Regions from separate parts of the Mus musculus genome. Here region 2 is linked to region 1. Evidence: chromatin contacts called from ENCODE Hi-C or POLR2A ChIA-PET data. All regions are on one chromosome and are shown on one strand. Each heading gives the region's core, a stretch centred on a gene start or an enhancer-like site at or near the end of the contact. The rest is flanking DNA. Distances are from core to core; before and after follow the strand shown. Region 1 holds the start of Dusp10 (dual specificity phosphatase 10). Region 2 holds the start of Hlx (H2.0-like homeobox).

Region 1 (6,219 bases), core at 176-2,675:
TCCTAGATCAACAGCAATGGTGAATGTCTGGGGCCTAAAGCAAACGCCTCCCATCATTAAGGACATCTGAACCTGCCACGGAGCTGATAATGTTTTATTCCACTTCAATTACTTCACATTTTGGTCTTCCTCTCTGAGGGGGTAGGGAGGTATAAAAAGCTCTATTGCTTTAGGATTCTTTAACGCAACTTCATCACAGTTCATCTGGGCTTTTCCACTCCTTTGAATTCCAGGGTCATTCTTCTGTACCTTCCCTGATATTTTTCTGGCAAGGCGCTAGCAGGCTTGCTCAGCTTCCCACTTCTCTTCACCGGTGACATACCCCGACCAGTAGTGACCCCTCTGATGGACAAAGTTCGGGGAATCGGGAGAGCTGGCGTGGGCCCTTCCATGCTCCTCAAGCGCCGCTCATTCTGGCTGTTCAACCCGAGCTCTGGCTCCTTCCCGCCGGCGCTTGCTGTTCCAGGCTGGCGCTCCTTGGCTCGCCGAGGGCCCTGCGCCACTGAGGGCCGGGGGCGGCCCAGCACCGGGGGGCGGATGGACTGCGGGCTCCAAAACATCGCACAGGGGGAGGTGGCCGCGGGAGAAGCGGGGACCGCGTTGGGAGGAGGTCGGTGCCTGGGCTGCGGGGCTTGTGGGGCGTTCGGAGGGCCCGGCCACGCCCAGCTCTGCGGGACGGCGCCCACGCTGCCCTTCAACACCGGCCCCCAGTGGCTGCTCTCACAGAGCCAGGCGTCCTCCTCCGAGTAGCTCTCCGGAGTGCCGCCTTCGGGATCGGAGTCGGGCTCCTGAGAACAGGTTGGGGACGGCGGAGGAGTGACAGGGTCACGGAAGTAGGGGAACAAGAGCACGGCGCGCAGCCGCCGCGCGGGAGAGCAGTAGGGCAGCCGGAGGGGCAGCGACATCTGCGGGCCGGGCCAAGCGGGGCTGCGGGGAGGCCGGCCCTGTGCACGCTCACGTCCCGCGCGGCGCAGCCACAGCCATGGAGGGACCCGGCTTCGAGTCGTCTCCGGCCTGGGGAAAGTTGGATGGACACTCCACCTGGAGTCAAAAGGCGGAATGGAGACCCCGCGAGGCTGATGTCCTCAACAGGGGGCGGGGGAGGGTCAGAAGAACCAGTTTCAGCCGGAGCGACCAGAGCAAGCCATTGACACTTCAGTCCCAGGAAGGGTTAACCGCGTCCTGCTGCCTAGGTTTACATGTAAATAGAGAGCCGCTGCTCCAAGCGGGCCCGGGCTAGCACTTTTAAGTTTTTGATTGGTTGCCAATGACATCACCACCCGCGCGTTCTAACACACCAAACCCACTAGCGGGTCCGAGCCGGCCTCCCTCCCAAGGCGAGGCCTCGCCCCTTTCTCCGCCCTCCTCGGCTTCTTATTGGTCAGAGACCACTGTGATGTAGCGGGCGGCAGCCTCTGGGTCTTCATTGGCGTATCGCGCCGTCGCTCGGAGGCAACCCCGCCCCCTCCAAAGCTTACATTTACGCTGTAGCAAAAGAGAAAGTAACTCTGTGTTGCTGCTGGGGATCAATGAAGCTGAGTGAATGGGGGCGCACTGCGCGAGCGCATAGCTGGAGCGGGCGCCAGATGGTAGAGGGCTACGCTTATTGATGAAGTAAGTGGAAGACATCACGGGTCACTCAGAGCCGGAGGGTGGAGGGTTCCGTGTGTGTGTGTGTGTGTATGTGTGTGTGTGTGTGTGTGTGTGTGTGTGTGTGTGTGTGAGTGAGAGAGAGAGAGACAGAGACAGAGAGACAGAGAGAGAGAGAGACAGAGACAGTGTCAGAGAGACAGAGACGGACCTACGTCAGGTAAGGAAGATCCTAAGGTTTAGTCTTTTGGCTCTGCTTGCCCTGGGATGAAGAGGGGAAATGAGTTTTGGTTTGGTTAAGATGCTTTATGGCAGTTTTCAAAGCCCAAGGCTTTGCTCATGATGCTCAGTGGTGGCACGGAATAGGGATGCTACGTGCCCCAGGAGTGGGGAAGGAGCATTCTTTAAGCACTTGGTTTTTCTTCAGTCCCTGTTAGTGGTGGAAGGAAGATTAGCGAGAAAGGGGGTAGGGGGTTCGTGCTATTTTTGTGGGAGGTTTCCCGGGCCAGACTGGCTTTGGAGCTATCTGCTGCAAGGATGCAGATCTCAGTGCGCTCTGTGCCCGTGTGTGAGCAGCAGCACAGTGAAGAGGTACCGGTCCCAGCCTGTGTCTCTGGAAAGTCGTTCCCGGGTTCTCCTCCTAGGGAATAGGCTACTAATCCTGGATGTCCCCTTACCAGGTAGCAAAATAGCAAAGACTTTGACTGCATTCATGTTCCAGCTGGGACACAGTTAACAGTTTTTGGAATAGTACTCGCTCTGAAAAAAAAAATACTACGCAAGGGAGAGGGAAGGAGGGAGGGAGGGGAGGGGAGGGGAGGGAGGGAGGGAGGCAGGCAGAAGGTTTGATCCTTTGCTCCCAACCAAAGGTGGGTGAGAGAAACCCGAGTCAGTGGGGATATGCCTACACGGGTGGGGACGTGCTCCTGGGTGCGCGTGTGTGGATTTTGCTGGTGACACTTTGGCTCGGTCTCAGAGAACAGTTACGGTCATGAATAGACCGATGATCCTTGATGTTTTTCCAGTCAGCTCTTAAAGTTCGTTTAGATGAGTGGCTCTTGCTTGGGGTTTGATTTCTCTAGTAGAGGAGTCAGAATTGCTATGTTATAGGGTGGCCTTGTGCCTACCGGGAGGAGGAAAGTGATCCATTGCAGGCACCCTTGGAGGAGGCAAAGGCAGCCCCCGTGGGCTCTAGGTCTGAGCTTCCCAATTAGCCTAACTGTGGTAAAGGGACGAGTGAGGTTGCCCTCTTGGAATCCACACTGTTTCCAAGAAGAATATCAGTATAGGGTTGAAACATTTTTTACAAAGTTGCCACTCCAGTGGAGATGCAAAGTCTGTCTGTATGACCAGATGAAACACATGCTCTTTTTTGCTTAGGGGCACAGCATAGAGAAGTGTAAGGATGAGTGGGGTCACAGAGGAACGGGCCATGGGTCAGCCTGGGGTGGGGTTCCTAGATCTGACTCCTTGGAAACTTGGTTTCTGGATAGTTATTCGTAGTGTAAGTGTGTGTGTGTGTGTGTGTGTGTGTGTGTGTGTGTGGTAATGGCTTGATTTGATTTGGAAGAGTCTAATGTGAGCTCTGAATAGGATGACGTTGAGCTTTTCAAAGGACCCACCAGAATGGAAAGGAAGATTAGCTCCTAGCCATGGAGGCTGACTTAGGGAGACACATTCCTTCTGATATGCAGAAGGTTAACATCCAGCCCCCATGTAAATATAGCTAGCTGCCAAGCATCTCCGTGCATCTCTGTGAGCTCCAACAGTGCTCTTGCTTGTCTCTTTGCCTTGGCTCTGGGGAAAGAAATGAAATACAGTACATGCCAGGGTGGACAGATGCATCCATCACAGGTGAAATAGACTTCTCTGCACAGGAGAGGAGGCTCAGAATAAATCTAAGAGCCTCCCTGTCTGCCTTCACTGTTTTTCAGGCCTCTGTGCCTTTACCTCCACTAAGGCTGAACTTGGATGCATGTCTCTAACATTATGTGACAGGAGGTCTCTTACCGTTTCTAATGTCAAGTCTAATTTTAACCTTTGACTTAGCATCAGAATGGATGGGGCCCCTCAGGTATGCATCCTCTCTGAACAGATCAAAGTGAATTTTAGCCTTTGATAGTATCACAACCTAGGGCACCTAGAAGGACTTTGACTTTGCTCAGAGATATGCAGAGGTCTTCCCCCGGGGATTGGATGAGACTGGCTTTGTTTTCATGTGACTTTATTTTTTTCTTTCTTCCCCTTCTTTCCAGACTCTTGACTTCTTGAATTGCCAGTTTTCAGCCTCCTCATGCCTCCATCTCCTTTAGACGACAGGGTAGTAGTGGCACTATCTAGGCCTGTCCGACCTCAGGATCTCAACCTTTGTTTAGACTCAAGCTACCTTGGCTCTGCCAGCCCAGGTAGTGGTAGCCACGCTCCTGTCCTTGCCACCGCCGTTGTGACCCTCAAGGCTGCGAATCTGACGTATATGCCCTCATCCAGCGGCTCTGCCCGCTCCCTGAATTGCGGATGCAGCAGCACTAGCTGCTGCACTGTGGCAACCTACGACAAGGATCATCAGGCCCAGACTCAAGCCATTGCTGCAGGCACTGCCACCACCGCCATAGGAACCTCGACCACCTGCCCTGCTAACCAGATGGTCAACAACAATGAAAACACAGGCTCTGTGTTAAGTCCATCGGGTGGGGTGGGCAGCCCTGTGTCAGGGACTCCCAAGCAGCTAGCCAGCATCAAGATCATCTACCCCAATGACCTGGCAAAGAAGATGACCAAATGCAGCAAGAGTCACCTGCCCAGCCAGGGTCCCGTCATCATCGATTGCAGGCCTTTCATGGAGTACAACAAGAGTCACATCCAAGGAGCTGTCCACATTAACTGTGCCGATAAGATCAGCCGGCGAAGGCTGCAGCAGGGCAAGATCACTGTCTTAGACTTGATTTCCTGTAGGGAAGGCAAAGACTCTTTCAAGAGGATCTTTTCCAAAGAAATTATAGTTTATGATGAGAATACCAATGAGCCGAGCCGTGTGACACCATCCCAGCCACTTCACATAGTCCTCGAGTCCCTGAAGAGAGAAGGCAAAGAACCCCTGGTATTGAAAGGTAATGACTCTCCCTTCCCTCCCCACCCCCACCCCCCACATTCCTTCCTCAAATAATGTCCTGATCAGCTAGGTTTCCCTATGAGATTCTCTTACAAGTGGCAGCCTTCTTCTAACCCCAAGGCACCATGAACCAAAATAAAATAGCCTGTCTTCTTGTCTCTACTTCGAACTTTTTCTTACTCTCTTGGTACATTAAGAAAGTCCAAGTAGCAATGAATTGATATAAGATCTGAGTCCCAGCTTTGATCTGGCTGCCACTTTGGGTTGCCTATGACATTTTACTTGAGATGGTTTGCAAAAGGCACTTTGTACAACCAAGATGGTATCTCAAGCCATGCCTTCTCTGGTAGCTCTGTTTCAGTCCTCGAGTGGGTTGGAACTTTTTTGATCTCTCAAGGCCTGACAAATGTCGATGGATCAGAGGAAGCTGCGTCTACAGGTGCCAGTACTTTGTGGGAGAAACTCTTGCTGTTTCTCACCTGATTGTCTTGATGTTCTTATTGCTTCTAGTCATCTTCAACAAAGGCATGCATCTTTATCTTAAAGCCTCATTGAAAGTGTGAATTCTCCAAATGCATCCATTCCTCTGAGGAAGCTGCAGGGGATAGAGATGTGAACCGCCTACAACCATCCTTCCTGGTATCACCTGACAAGAGTTAGCTTCTGTCTCTTCCCTAGAAGGAGTCATACATCATTTTCCCCTAGTGTAGAATAACTGATGACTGGACACCCCCCCCCCCCCAAAAAAAGGAATAGATGACCCAGTCTTCTCTGAGCTTCTAACATACAGTGTTGTCCTGACCATGGGCACAGTCCACTTGCTCATCTTTGTCCTTTTGGGCTTTGAGCATTACTCTTCTGATAATATCTACCTAGTCATGATGGAGAGTGATAACTATCTTCGTTTCGAATTTTGAGCCATTGTGTGCATGGTGGGTGGGGTGGGGTGGGGTGGGGTGGGGTGGGGTGGGAGGGGGTGGGGTGTCCCAACCCCAGCACTAAAGAGTGGTTGATTATCAGTGGTGCTGAGTTCCTTTGAACACTTTTCCCATTTAACGGGACCGACTGCTTAGGGAAGCAATCTAGGATTTGTCTTGGTGGGATAGCTCTAAACATCGTCCTTGCTCTTAGCAATGTGGCTCAGCCATCCTTTGCTGTGTAATGCCTCTTCCCATGCTAATCCTTTGCTGTCTTTGTGGACAACTGTGGAGGCTGCTCTCTTTGGGGCATGCGGGCTCACAGTTCTAGAAGCTCTGGGCACTGTCCTAGGCAGTGGCAGTAAGTTTTCTCGGAGTCACAAATATGTCAGGGTTCTGTTGTGTAGCTGTGTTCTTCTGAATTTTTGTTTGGTTGACTTTTAGAAACCCCCCTCTCCCCCTTACTCCCCCCCCCCATCTGATGTGGCTTTAGCCTGTTGCACTTCCCTTGGTCCCATCTTGTCTTTCTTTTCACAGCTGAGAAAACACCATCTACAAATCCCCACACCTGTAACCAATAGCTTTGTAGGCATCTTTTCTGCC
Region 2 (6,084 bases), core at 515-3,014, 700 kb after region 1:
CTTGGGTTGGAGCTTAAGGGGCTGAGGATGGCAGACGCCTCGCTAATGGGATCTAGAGATGCGAAGAACTGTCCCGCTGAAGGCTGCAGGCCAGCTAGATGCACCCCTGCAGGCCGCCCACCGGTTAGCAGCGATGTGAGATCTGGGTAGGGGGAAAGAAGAGTCGGTCACAAACTCATACTGTGGGCAGATTTGTTCCTCCTTTCCCTTCTCCCCCTTTGAACCTACTAAACTCAAAATGGACCCTTTCTCCAACAGCTACGGAAGAGTGGGGCCTGAATTGCCCCAGAGTGTGTGTCAGGCATGGCCGGTACACCCCATAATAAGGAAAGGCTTGTCATAAAATGTTGCTAAAGTGGTCATTTCGGACGCCTTCCAGAAATTCTACAAACCCCTAATTTACACCCTTCAGCCCCCCCCCCCCCCCGCCTTCCTTCAGGAGCTTAGACTGGCCGGTTTGCTTCCCCGCAATTCTTAAGAAATACTGGAAATCAAATAAATGCAAAGTGTCCCCACGCTGAGATTTCCTTGTCAGAAAGATCTAGGTCGTTCTGCAGATATTTCATTCAAAAGATGGATAATACACACTTTTGCAAAACTTTGCAGCAACCAGAGTATGGTCATCCGTTTCTATGCTGTTTAAGCAACACGAAGATATGTTTTTAAACATGGGATAGCTGACTTTTACATGTCACTAAGTTTTCCTTCATTTCGTTTTCTTCGCCCTCATTCTACCGTTCTGTCCTTAAAAATAAACGCACCCCAAATCCTCCTGACATCAGGCCCCTCATGGGTGGTGGTGAGGCCTGAGGCCTTCCAGCGATACGTACCTCTCAGAGTGTTGCCTTCCTTAACTTTTGGGTCAAATTCCGCAGACAAAATTCGATCGATACCAAATTTGAGGTCTTTGCTGGAGGGGGCAGGGGCGGAGCCGCTATGGTGGGGGACCACCCGCGTCCCCGAAGTCGGTGGCTGCAGGGAGACCGCCCGGGGTGGAGGCGGGGGCTGCTGCTGCGGTTGCTGTTGCTGCGTTGGTGATTGCTGCGGGAGATGCTGGTGGAAGGCGGCAGAGAGCGGAGACAGCCGCTGAGGGAAGCCAGCCGGGACTTCTGAGGGCGCCACCACCGGGGTGGGACGGAGCGGGGATCTGGCGGCAGCTTGGAAGGAGGCGTGCGGGTGCACGGAGCCCAAGTGTGCGGTGAGGGCTGCCGAGGCCCCCACCAGTCCCTCTGCAGCGGGCCCCGGCTCCCCGACGCCGGCGTGCAGGATGTCCGCGATGCAGAAAGAGGGTTTCTTGACAGCGGCTGGGTCCAGGGCGAAGGAGCAGCCGCCCGGGCCCGCCGAGGAGCAGTAGGCGGCTGACCAGAGACTAAAGTTGGAAGCATAGAAGGGAGCCAGGCCGGCTGCGAACATCCTGGCAGGATCCCGGCGGGGTCCTGGGTGAGTGGGGAAGTGGGTGGGCGCTCGGGCAGAGGCGGTGTCCCAGCCGAGCCCGAGCTGCTTTCGGTTCTTCGCCCGCCCTGAAGCGGAGGGCCAACCGGGGAGCCCTAGCGCCACCGAGGGACGAGGCGAGGGCCCGATCGCCGCCCGCCACGGCCTGGGCCCCTGGCTTGGCTTGAAAGGCGGCGCGGCGGGCGCGCTCCCCGCCGGGTGGATGGAGGCGATCGCCAGGCGCTGGGGCGACAAGGCGAGCGCGGCCTCGCTCTGCTACTCCGCAGAAGCCGGGGAGACAGGGACCCGACACCGAAAGAAAAACCCAAACAGCTAAGCCCTAAGAGCTAAATTTAAAACAACAATAATGATCCGTTAGTTTAAAAAAAAAAAAAAAAAAAAAAAAGGAAAAAAATTAAAAAAAAAAAAAAAACTCCTCTCTAAAAACTCCCAAAGTTTTGGCAGGAGCTTTCGAGTCAGACCCCGGGTAGGACCTTGATCCGTGCGCTCATTGGACGTCTTCGTGACCAATGGGACTCCGGAGTGGAGGGGAATTGGGAAAGAGGGGGGCGTGGCCGAGCTCGGCCACGCCCTGGCCACGCCAAAGTGTTTTCTGCGGCAGCGTGGGCTAAGCTGAGTACTGAGCGTCTCTGGGAGCCGCTTGGGGGTCGAGACTCCTCGGGCCTCTGGCTCTCCTCTGTCCCCTGCAGCTCGGGGACCCGCCAGCGGCAGAGCCTCGGAGCCGGTCTCCGGAATTTTCCTGGAGCTGCGGAGGAGGGGGATCACTGAGGCTCCCGTACTCTGCTGTAGTACACCCCCAACCTCCACCCCAGCAGACCACGCTGGCGGTCCGCAGGCTGTCCCTTCCGTATTCCGCTCTCATGCGACTTTCCTTCTCTCTGCTTTTACCCAGGTGCTTTTATCACAAGTCCTAGGTAAAGGCCCCATCCTCTCAGCGCCCCTACAGCCCAGAATCCCGACCCAAGTCTACTGTAATCCGCTGGTTTCTCAGCTCACCAGAGCTGCTCCAAGAAGCCAGGAGGAGGGCAGACCACAAATTAGTTTTATTCGGAGCTGTCATTCCAGTGACAACTTGAAAGAGTGACTTTTCAAACAAAAATAAGATAGATGGCTCCAAACGTCTCCCTTAGAAACAGCCAAACTTTTACCCTGAGCCTCGGAACCAACAAGGAGTGCAGCCCCAGAAGAGCGGCACGCGTGTCCCCTCTCTGCACCTTGTAGGAAGTGCTACCCTCCGCGGCCACCACATCCCCTGGTCACGTGAGGTCCTATGTTTTGCAAGTGCCAGGGAGCGGTTGCCTTTGAGATTAAATACCTACTTTTAATTCGGCTGCAGTTTTTCCAGGATCCGCTTTGGCCTGTTGGAGGGAGGCACTGTCCGAGCCTCCACAGCCAGCGCCTTCCATTCTTGCTAGGGTCTTTAGAACTCAGCCTAGGTGCACTGGGAATTTTCTGTCGCATCAACATCTCTATTTTAAGAATTCGTTCTCTTTTAAATTATAGTCAGAGTGGATTTCCCCGCCCCTCTCCCAAACAGACCACAGGCCACCTAGATGAACGGTTGTTGCACATTTCAGGAAGAAAATAAAATAATGACAATAACGAAACCACCAAATCTTTTGTTTTCGATTGTCCAAGTAAGTGTCTCCGGAATGATATTCCAAGGCAGGCTTATTTCCCCTCAGCAATAAGATACCAAAAACTGGAAGCCGTGAGGGAACTGCCAGGCTACTATCAGCTCAGGATTGGCGTGAGCTCTTGGATTAATGTCTAACAGCTTCGTGTCCTTGGTCGCCGGTATTGTCATCATTAGCGGACGCCTTTTTCCTCGAAAGCAATCGATGGCTAATCAATCACAGGCTATGATGTCCCAGTATCAGGGACAGGGGTACTAACTATATCAAGGAATGGAGGGGTATAGACAGTTGAGGGCAATGGTGCCTGGGACGAGAGGGGCCGGAAATCCTGTCTAGCAGGGAGCAGAGGGTGGACTTGTGACAAGTACAGAGGCCACCGGAGGTGAGTTTTGGGCTAAAGTTCTGGTGATGCGGTGAGAGACCTGTTCATTAACTTCACTGGGTATTAGAGAAAGCAAGTCACTACTAGCCTAGGGAGAGAGTATCTAGGCTGCCTGTCTCTGTTGCCGGTCTTTTCTAACAGCCTTGTAATTCAGTTGCGATTCCAGTTTAACCTCAAGACGTCCAGACAGCGAAGCGGTCTATAGCCAAGTCCCAGCTCAAAATGACGCTTCGCCCAGAGGCCTGCATCTTCTCCTCCTCCCCTAGAAATAAGGCTCCCCGCCCCTTTCCCCTCTTTGCTCTGTTTGAGTCGGCTGAACCGGAGTTGTGTGTGTAGAACAGGAGTGCTCTTGGGTGTCTGGCTGCGCCCACAGCCCAAACGCATCTGCGGCATTAGAAACCAGGAGTGCCCCGCAGATCAAAGGCTAGGCTGCAAGGACTGCCTCCTCCGCAGCTCAGCTGTAACTGCATCATATCTGAGCGATCCTCCGTTTTCCCAAGCCTGAGGCACCTTTGCAGCCGTCGCAGCCCAGCGCAGCCTTGTCACCCGAGGCCTAATCGGAGCTCCCGGTGCAAAAGAAAGGGAAGGAGAGGAGAGGAGAGGAGAGGAGAGGAGAGGAGAGGAGAGGAGAGGAGAGGAGAGGAGAGGAGAGGAGAGGAGAGGAGAGGAGAGGAGAGGAGAGGAGAGGAGAGGAAAAGAAAAGAAAAGAAAAGAAAAGAAAAGAAAAGAAAAGAAAAGAAAAGAGGGGAAGGACTTTGGGTCACTCTCTCTTGCTCCAGGCCCAAGCCCTGTAGACCAGTCGCTTTGGCGGGAGCTTGGAACACTGCCCTCCTCCTTACCCCTACCCTTCAGAACCAAGAAAGCAGCAGGAAACCCGGGGCTCGCCCGGAGTTCAGGTCATCTCCTGTTTTTTTGATGGGCTCAAACTTGGGCTAAATGAGCGGATATGCCTGCGAGATTGGTCTCAAAATAGAAGCGGTCCTAGTATTTTAGGATACTGCAGAAATCCTTATTTCTTCCGGAGAAAAACTCTATAATGACTCCTAGCACTTCCCCTTTCAATATTTGTGCAACTTTATCTCCACCGGCAAGTTGCTGTGGTGACGCAAATCCGCTCTTCTGTATTACAACTTCCAAAATAAATGCACGGAAATCAATTCCCTTCTAGCAATGAAAATATAAATACACAGCTGCGACTTTCGCCTTTAATCTTTGCTTTCCGAGCGTCCCCGGGCTGTGGTGAAATGAACTAGCCCAGAGTTGTTGTTGCGTTGTGCACCTAGTCAGGGAGGCCCTGGGGGCAGAGGCGTGGACTCCCAAGGGACCTTGTAACCACCAGGGAAAGAAAAGGGCCCGATTAAATCAAATTACTTGAACTTCGTTCACACACTGGCATCCTTAAAAGTGGCTAAAAACTTTGCAAGTTGCTGCTGTGCCTAGGGCATCTGCTCATTTGTGATTACTATCTATACAACCAGACCTCCCCCTTTTCTTTTCCAGAGAAGGCACACAGCCAAAGATTATTTCGCAATACCAAGAATAGTCAAGGTCAAGGCAGGTCCCCTTTAGAATTTGACAATGTGGTTTACGGGGATTTAAGCTAAAGGAAAGGATTCGATGCAAATACAACACTCAGGCAGGAGGCCCAACTGGTCTCTCTTTGGTTCTCTCTTTTGCTCAGATGAGCAAATTCTTGCTTTAGACCCAGGGACACACAAAGTCAGCCACAGAGCATGCTAGGCATTCCTTATGGCAGGAAGAACACTCAAGGTGAACTTAAACTAGCCAGAGCTGTGCTGGACTTCTGTTTCTGTCTTGAGATTCTGGGGAATATAATATGTGAAGTTACTCCTATCTCCACATGGGGACTCCATCTCTGGTTCACTTTCTGTCAAACATGCTACCAGGGTGGGAGTTGTTTTGTTTTGTTTTGTTTTGTTTTGTTTGGAAGGAGAGAGAAACAAATATTTGTAAAGAAAACAGAAGTAGAAATGCAGCATGTCCTGGTATTGAAGACTTTGAGAGACTTGCCTGCTCCTCCACCAGCTAGAGTTAGATTTATGGCCCGCTGGTCCAGTTCACAATTGTCGGTGGATGCAGGACGTTGGGTGGGTGGGTGGGGCTTCTAAATATTACAGTTTAGGCTCTAGAGAACATTTACAAGGAAAGAGAGAGAGGCTGTGAGGGAGAGAACTATTCTAAACAGACTCACCTGTTTTCTGAGCCCTTGGGGTTGGTTACTCCTGTTGGGGGGAGGGACTTTCTATGAGGTAGATGGAGCAATAGGACTGTAGCCATTTGATCTATTCACACATACTCTTCCCCCATTTCCCAGGTGTCCCAGGCTCTCCTACGACCATAGCCTCCCCCTTTAAACTTTATGTATTCCGTAGGTCTGAGACCCAAAACTCCAAGCCCTTTGGGGTCCAGTCCCACTTGCCCCAGGTGTCTCTCCTTGTTTCCTTTCACTCATTCTTAGGATGCATCTCATCATACATATGTAGATGCTTGGCTCTTGTCTTTGCCCCCATTCTCTCTCTCTCTCTCTCTCTCTCTCTCTCTCTCTCTCTCTCTCTGTCTGTCTCTCTCTCTCTCTCAATGGGAAGTGACAGT

What was found. Hi-C counts contacts between places; a loop is a spot of excess contacts on that map. ChIA-PET counts read pairs that join two places held with the same protein, here RNA polymerase II (POLR2A).
Region 2: a map of heart shows a loop between it and region 1 (3-fold over the local background). The contact joins the promoter of Hlx here to the promoter of Dusp10 in region 1. A Hi-C loop is called at or near these places in 6 of 37 maps with a recorded cell type or tissue (heart and v-Abl transformed pro-B cells). POLR2A ChIA-PET finds 5 or more read pairs at or near these places in 1 of 5 experiments (Patski).

What each region holds. Positions count from the first base shown.
Region 1 is chr1:184,032,956-184,039,174 of GRCm38, forward strand. It overlaps Dusp10 (dual specificity phosphatase 10), which reads left to right and starts at 1,426. Exons shown (of 4, transcript NM_022019.6): 1 at 1,426-1,614; 2 at 3,846-4,697. The coding sequence starts at 3,884. 1700056E22Rik (RIKEN cDNA 1700056E22 gene) reads right to left here and starts at 1,043. Exons shown (of 1, transcript NM_028516.1): 1 at 77-1,043. The coding sequence starts at 905. The coding sequence ends at 201.
Region 2 is chr1:184,730,729-184,736,812 of GRCm38, forward strand. Hlx (H2.0-like homeobox) reads right to left here and starts at 1,765. Exons shown (of 4, transcript NM_008250.2): 1 at 831-1,765; 2 at 1-142. The coding sequence starts at 1,413.